Linked DNA regions of Homo sapiens: region 1 is linked to region 2. A link is an interaction called in ENCODE POLR2A ChIA-PET data of the cell type or tissue named here. Cell type or tissue: Panc1. All regions are shown on one strand. Links, peaks and the distances in the headings refer to the core of each region. The heading gives the core; the rest is flanking DNA.

Region 1 (3,032 bases), core at 325-2,824, 240 kb after region 2:
ATAGGAGTGTAGATGAGCGGTAGAAAAGTTGCCTAGTTGGCCGGGCGCAGTGGCTCATGCCTGTAATCCCAACACTTTGGTAGACCCAGGTGGGCAGATCACTTGAAGTCAGGAGTTTGAGACCAGCTTGGCCAACATGGTAAAACCCCGTCTCTACTAAAAATATGAAAATTAGCCAGGTGTGGTGGCACATGCCTGTAATCCCAGCTACTCGGGAGGCTAAGGCAGGAGAATCACTTGAACCTGGGAGGTGGAGGTCGCAGTGAGTCGAGATCACACCACTGCACTCCAGCCTGGACAACAGAGCAAGACTCAATCTCAAAACAATAAATAAATAAATAAATAAATAAATGCAAAAAATAAACAATTAGCTAAGCATGGTGGCACACATCTGTAGTCCTAACTACTTGGCAGGCTGAGGCGGGAGGATCACTTGAGCCCAGGAATTTGAGGCTGTAGTGAGCTATGATCACACAACGGCACTCCAGGCTTGGTGACAGAGTGAGACCCTAATTCCAAAAGAGGAAACAAAACACCTGGAGAAAATATGGATTATTTATTGTTATTATTATTATATTGTATCTTGGGGTGGGTGGAGAATGTCTTTTTAGCAGTAAAAAGACCTTAAAGGAACAGACTGATTCATCTGAGACTCCATTTAAGCTTTTGAATGTCAGAGACATAGAGAAGAAAAAAGAAAAAAGTTCATCACATAACCCAATTTATTTTCTTCATAGCATTTGTTCCCACCTGATAATTTTTTTGTTATTGACTTATTTTGTATCCTTTCAATAAAAACAAGGTTGAAACACCAGTGACAAATGGAGAGAATGTATTTGCAACACAATATATTTTTCAATAGAAAAATAGCTAAAACTGGAAACAACTAATTCGCAAAAAGAAACGTAAGCAGGCCAGGTGTGGGGGCTCATGCCTGTAATCCCAGCACTTTGAGAGGCCAAGGTGGGCAGATCAAAAGGTCAGGAGTTCAAGACCAGCCTGGCCAACATGGTGAAACCCCGTCTCTACTAAAAATACAAAAAAAAAAAAATTAGCCGGGCATAGTGGCGAGCGCCTGTAGTCCCAGCTACTCGGGAGGCTGAGGCAGAAGAATGGTGTGAACTCAGGAGGCGGAGCTTGCAGTGAGCCGAGACTGCGCCACTACACTCCAGTCTGGGTGACAGAGCGAGACTCCGTCTCAAAAAAAAAAAAAAAAAAAAAAAAAAAAATATATATATATATATATATATATACACACACACACACACATATACAAAAAATTGGCTGGGCTTCGTGGTGTGTGCCTGTAATCCCAGATACTTGGGAGGCTGAGGCAGGAGAACTGCTTGAACCTGGGAGCTGCAGTGAGCTGAGATTGCGCCACTGCACTCCAGCCTGGGTGACAGAGCAAGACTCCGTCTCAGGAAAAAAAAAAAAAAAAAAGAAAGTCAGAAAGAAAAGAAATGTAAGCAAATGATAAATAAAAAGATACTTACCTTTACTATTGACCAAAGAAATTCAAGTCGAAGCAGCAATGAGATATTACATCTCTTACACTGACACAGATTATCAAAATGGAAAATTCCAACCATAGGGAAAGCATGGGAAAATGAACATGCTAATTAGTCTTTTGGGGAGATTGTCTGGATCAAAACGTGAAAGGCAGCATGCTCTTTGATCTAGCTACCACATTTCCAGAAATTTGCCCTAAGGAGATAAGTGGGAAAAGATCTGATGCATAGATGCCTGTCATACTATTGTTTATCATAATAAAAAATTGGATACAACCTAAATGAACATTAGAAGGAGATTAAGTAAATTGTGATAAAGTGATATTCACTGGGATATTATGGACCATTAAAAATTATACATCAGGCCGGGCGTGGTGGCTCAAGCCTGTAATCCCAGCACTTTGGGAGGCCGAGGCAGGCGGATCACGAGGTCAGGAGATCAAGATCATCCTGGCCAACATGGTGAAACCCCATCTCTACTAAAATACAAAAAATTAGCCGGGAGTGGTGGTGCGTGCCTGTAGTCCCAGCTACTCGGGAGGCTGAGGCAGAGGAGTCGCTTGAACTTGGAAAGCGGAGGTTGCAGTGAGCCGAGATCACACCACTGCACTCCAGCCTGGCCACAGAGCAAGACTCCGTCTCAAAAAAAAAAAAAATTGTACATCAGTCTGGACACGGTGGCTCACACCTGCAATCCCAGCACTTTGGGAAGCCGAGGCAGGTGTATCACCTGAGCTCAGGAGTTTGAGACGAGCCTCATGGTGAAACTTCGTCTCTACTAAAAATACAAAAATTAGTTGAGCATGGTGGCTGTGCCTGTAGTCCCAGCTACTGGGGGGCTGAGGAGGGAGGATCACTTGAGCCCGGGAAGTGAAGGTTGCAGTGAGCTAAGATTGAGCCACACTACACTCCAGCCTGGGCAGCAGAGTGAGACTGTCTCAAAAAAAAAATTGTACATCAATATATATTTATCAACATGACAAAAATGGCACGATGAAATGGAAATAGGAGATTGAAAACATTGTCATATCATCCCATTTCTGAGAGAGAGAGAGATTTAAACAGCTGTCTCCTTCTTGTTATTTAGATCTCGACTTAATAGACTCCTCCTTCTCATCATCATCTCCTGAATTAATCTCAATCTGTCCCACAGTTACCCTCAATCACATGCCCCTAATTTATTTTCTTCATAGCATTTATCTTCCTGAAAATATATTATTATGACCTAAAAAAGAAGAGAATTATAAGGAAAGAAAGAAAAAGAGAAAAATAGAGAGGGAGCAAGAGAGAGAGAGAGAAAGAGAGAGAGAAGGAAGAGGGAAAGAGAAAGAGATAAGGAAGGAGGAACAGGAAAAAAAGTGACACTGGACAGTGTCTGGAAAAGGAGAAACACATTTCTGCAGCCATGTCCCCCACTCCCCTCTCACACATCTCCAAAGTCCCTTTGCTCCTTCCCCCAACCCCAAGCTGTTTCCAAATCCCTAGGGTTTAACAATGTCCCTTGCTGGATAAGGGGAGTTA
Region 2 (3,032 bases), core at 354-2,853:
AGTTTTACTTCTTCCTTTCCAATCTGTGTATCTTTGATTTCTTTTTCTTGCCATGTCAAACTGCTTAGAATTTCTAGTATAGGGTCTAATAGAAATGGAGGTTAGGCATGGTGGCTCATGCCTGTAATCCCAGTACTTTGGGAGGCCGAGGTGGGCAGATCACGAGGTCAGGAGTTTGAGACCAGCCTGGCCAATATGGTGAAACCCCATCTTTACTAAAAATCCAAAAAAAAAAAAAAAAAAAAAAAAAAAAAAAAAAAAAAGAAAAAAAATTAGCTGGGTGTGGTGGCGCGTGCCTGTAGCCCCAGCTACTCGGGAGGCTGAGGCAGAACAACCACTTGAACCTGGGAGGGGGAGGTTGCAGTGAGCTGAGATCATGCCACTGCACTCCAGCCTGGGCAACAGAGCGAGACGCTGTCTCAAAGTAAATAAATAAATAAATAAATAAAATAAAAAAGAAATGGAGAGAGTGGACATCCTTGTCTTATTCCTAATCTCAGAGGAAAAGCATCTCATAATTGACTATTAAGTATGATGTTAGCTGTATCTATGGTCTTTTGACATGTCTCTATCAAATTTTGACCACTTCCTTACTTTTTGGCAGCACAAAATATTCCATTCCCATCTCCTGCTCTCCCTGCCCCAACCTTGGAATCAGCCATTTTTCAAGGAGCTCTGGCTGCTTTTATTAACAGATAGTATTTAAAATACTATCTGTTACAGGTGTGCACCACCATGCCGGGTGTGGTGGCTCATGCCTATAATCCCAGAGCTTTGGGAGGCCAAGGCAGGAGGATCATTTGAGGACAGAGTTTGAGACCAGCCTGGGCAACATAGTGGAACTCTATTGCTATAAAAATAAAATAAAGTAAAAAATTAGCTAGGCATGGTGGTGTATACTGGTAGTCCTAGCTACTCAGGAGACTGAGGTGGGCAGATGGTTTGAGCCCAGGAGTCCTAGGCTGCAGTGAGTTATGACTACACCGCTGCACTCCAGCCTTGGTGACAGAGGGAGACCTTGTCTAAAAAAAAAAAAAGAATTGGCTGGGCACGGTGGCTCACACCTGTAATCCCAGCACTTTGAGAGGCCGAGGTGGGTGGATCACTTGAGGTCAGGAGTTCGAGGCCAGCCTAGTCAACATAGTGAAACCCCATCTCTACTAAAAATACAAAAATTAGCCAGGCGTCGTGGCGGGTGCCTGTAATCCCAGCTACTTGGAAGGCTGAGGCAGGAGAATCACTTGAACCCGGGAGGCAGAGGTTGCAGTGAGCCAAGATTGTACCACTACACTCCAGCGTGGGCAACAGAGTGAGACTCTGTTTCCAAAAAAAAAAAAAATTTCACAAAAGCTCCCAAATAACAAGACGGTTCTGTTTTACAAAAGAACATTGCTTGTCCTCGCTGAAGTTTTGTAGTGGAATAATTGTTGCCTATTCCTTGTATTTTTCTGCCTTCATCACAGCTTATGAAGGGGCAGAGGGGAGATAGATCATTTGGTGCCAGTGAGAATGAGAGTTGTAACTACCTTGCTGCAAACGTTTACTGGGAGCCACTGTGCTTTTTGTGTGCTTTATGCGAATTTTTAAACTTCACCTCCCACAACTTCAGTCGGGGTATGGTACTTCCTTTCTCTTGTCTTTCCCTGAACATTCCAGCTGTGCGGTTTCAGAGTTGCATGTGATTCACTACTGATCAGTGCTCTGATTGTCATGAGTCACCACAAGGCCGTAGCTGCTCATGCAGCCTGGCTGTGAGGAGGACCTAGATTGAGGAATTTAGCTACAGAAATAGGCTTGTTTTCTTCTAAACTTGAACTCTGCCTGCTATAGCTTAGTGTTTATACCCTGTTTGCCCCTTAAGCCCTCCTGTTCCCTAGGGATCCTGTGTAGGAACAAGAAACACATTAGATCATTGCTCCATAAAATGTTAGATTATTCAAAATATCATTTTTCAGGTGAGGTCAATTTATTGGCCCCTAAAGTAAGTTCCTTGCAAGCTGCTGATTGGAGGGTCAGCTGATGGTAGATCCTTTGGACTTAGTAACAGAGAGTAAGTATGAATGTCTTGAGCTATCTTTAAGTAGTATAAATATGTAGTTAATCCTTTATAATTTACATAGTCAGCAATTACTCTTTATAAGTTTAGATTTGTTTAAGTTGGGAGTTTTTGAAATGGGCTTCCAGTAGTAGCCAGTACATAGCCTTCTACATATGTAAATACCTTTTCTCCTGTTGTCTTTCTTTTGATGTTTCTTCCTAAAATACTTCCTGGGAGATGAGCAGTCTGCCTTTTGGATCCTAGAGGCGCACATATACACAAAGTGTGCATTATCACAGTACACTTAGAAATATAAGGGACACTGGGAGAAAGGTCTTCCAGGTGTCATCGTAGGAGGGCAGAGTATATCACAGGGAATGGGCTTGATGACTTTGCTGAAAATTGCCCTTCGAGTATGTGCTGTCGGTAGGGTCTGGGTGCCAGACATTATTTGCCTCTCTGGACTTTGACTTTATGGCAGAACTCACTATGTTAGCTTTTAAAACAAGGTTCTCACTTCCTTCACTTCTTAGATTTTGGGTCTTCAGAAGCTTTTTAAAGTTTGTCACTTGCATTCCTGTAGGGCAGTGGGCAGGATGCGGGAAAAGATGACCTGTGGCAGTGATTGGGGGTCTGGGACCCAAGCTGCCTGAATGCTTTAGTTAGGCCTCTGCCTCCCAACCATTTGAGGTTTTGATCTCATCAGGAATCTCTATAAGGAGAAGGAAGGAAGTTGTTTTTAGCAACCATCATTTCCCTGTCTTAACGTGACACTACTTCTGAACCTCAAACACTGAAACTAGGTTGGAGCATTTGTATGTGATACTGTCGTGAGTGATACTGTTTACTTGGCATTCTTGAAGTTACTCTCTGCAGAGTATCTGATGCAACAAATTTGTCTTTGCTTGGTAATTCCTAACACAGCCATCTTATCCAACCTTGGATATCTCTTACTAACTTTGGAGCTATTTCCCAGAAAGAGAGTTACAGAAAC

The links. ChIA-PET counts read pairs that join two places held together with the same protein. Peaks named below come from ENCODE experiments on the same cell type or tissue, not always from the same donor. Only the 100,000 strongest peaks of a DNase experiment are listed, where the experiment ranks them.
Region 1: POLR2A ChIA-PET joins it to region 2 with 8 read pairs; 2 of 35 experiments call an interaction of 5 or more read pairs at or near these places.

What each region holds. Positions count from the first base shown.
Region 1 is chr2:218,965,252-218,968,283 of GRCh38, forward strand. No RefSeq gene overlaps it. Among named protein-coding and RNA genes, the nearest start is that of CDK5R2, 7.1 kb to the left of the region's middle. In Panc1, for the core only: no CTCF peak of the experiment used is centred there; no DNase peak of the experiment used is centred there.
Region 2 is chr2:218,730,087-218,733,118 of GRCh38, forward strand. All of the region lies in intron 2 of TTLL4 (tubulin tyrosine ligase like 4), which reads left to right. Among named protein-coding and RNA genes, the nearest start is that of TTLL4, 21 kb to the left of the region's middle. In Panc1, for the core only: no CTCF peak of the experiment used is centred there; a DNase peak (open chromatin) is centred at 1,675; H3K4me3 peaks cover 541 bases; H3K27ac peaks cover 1,437 bases.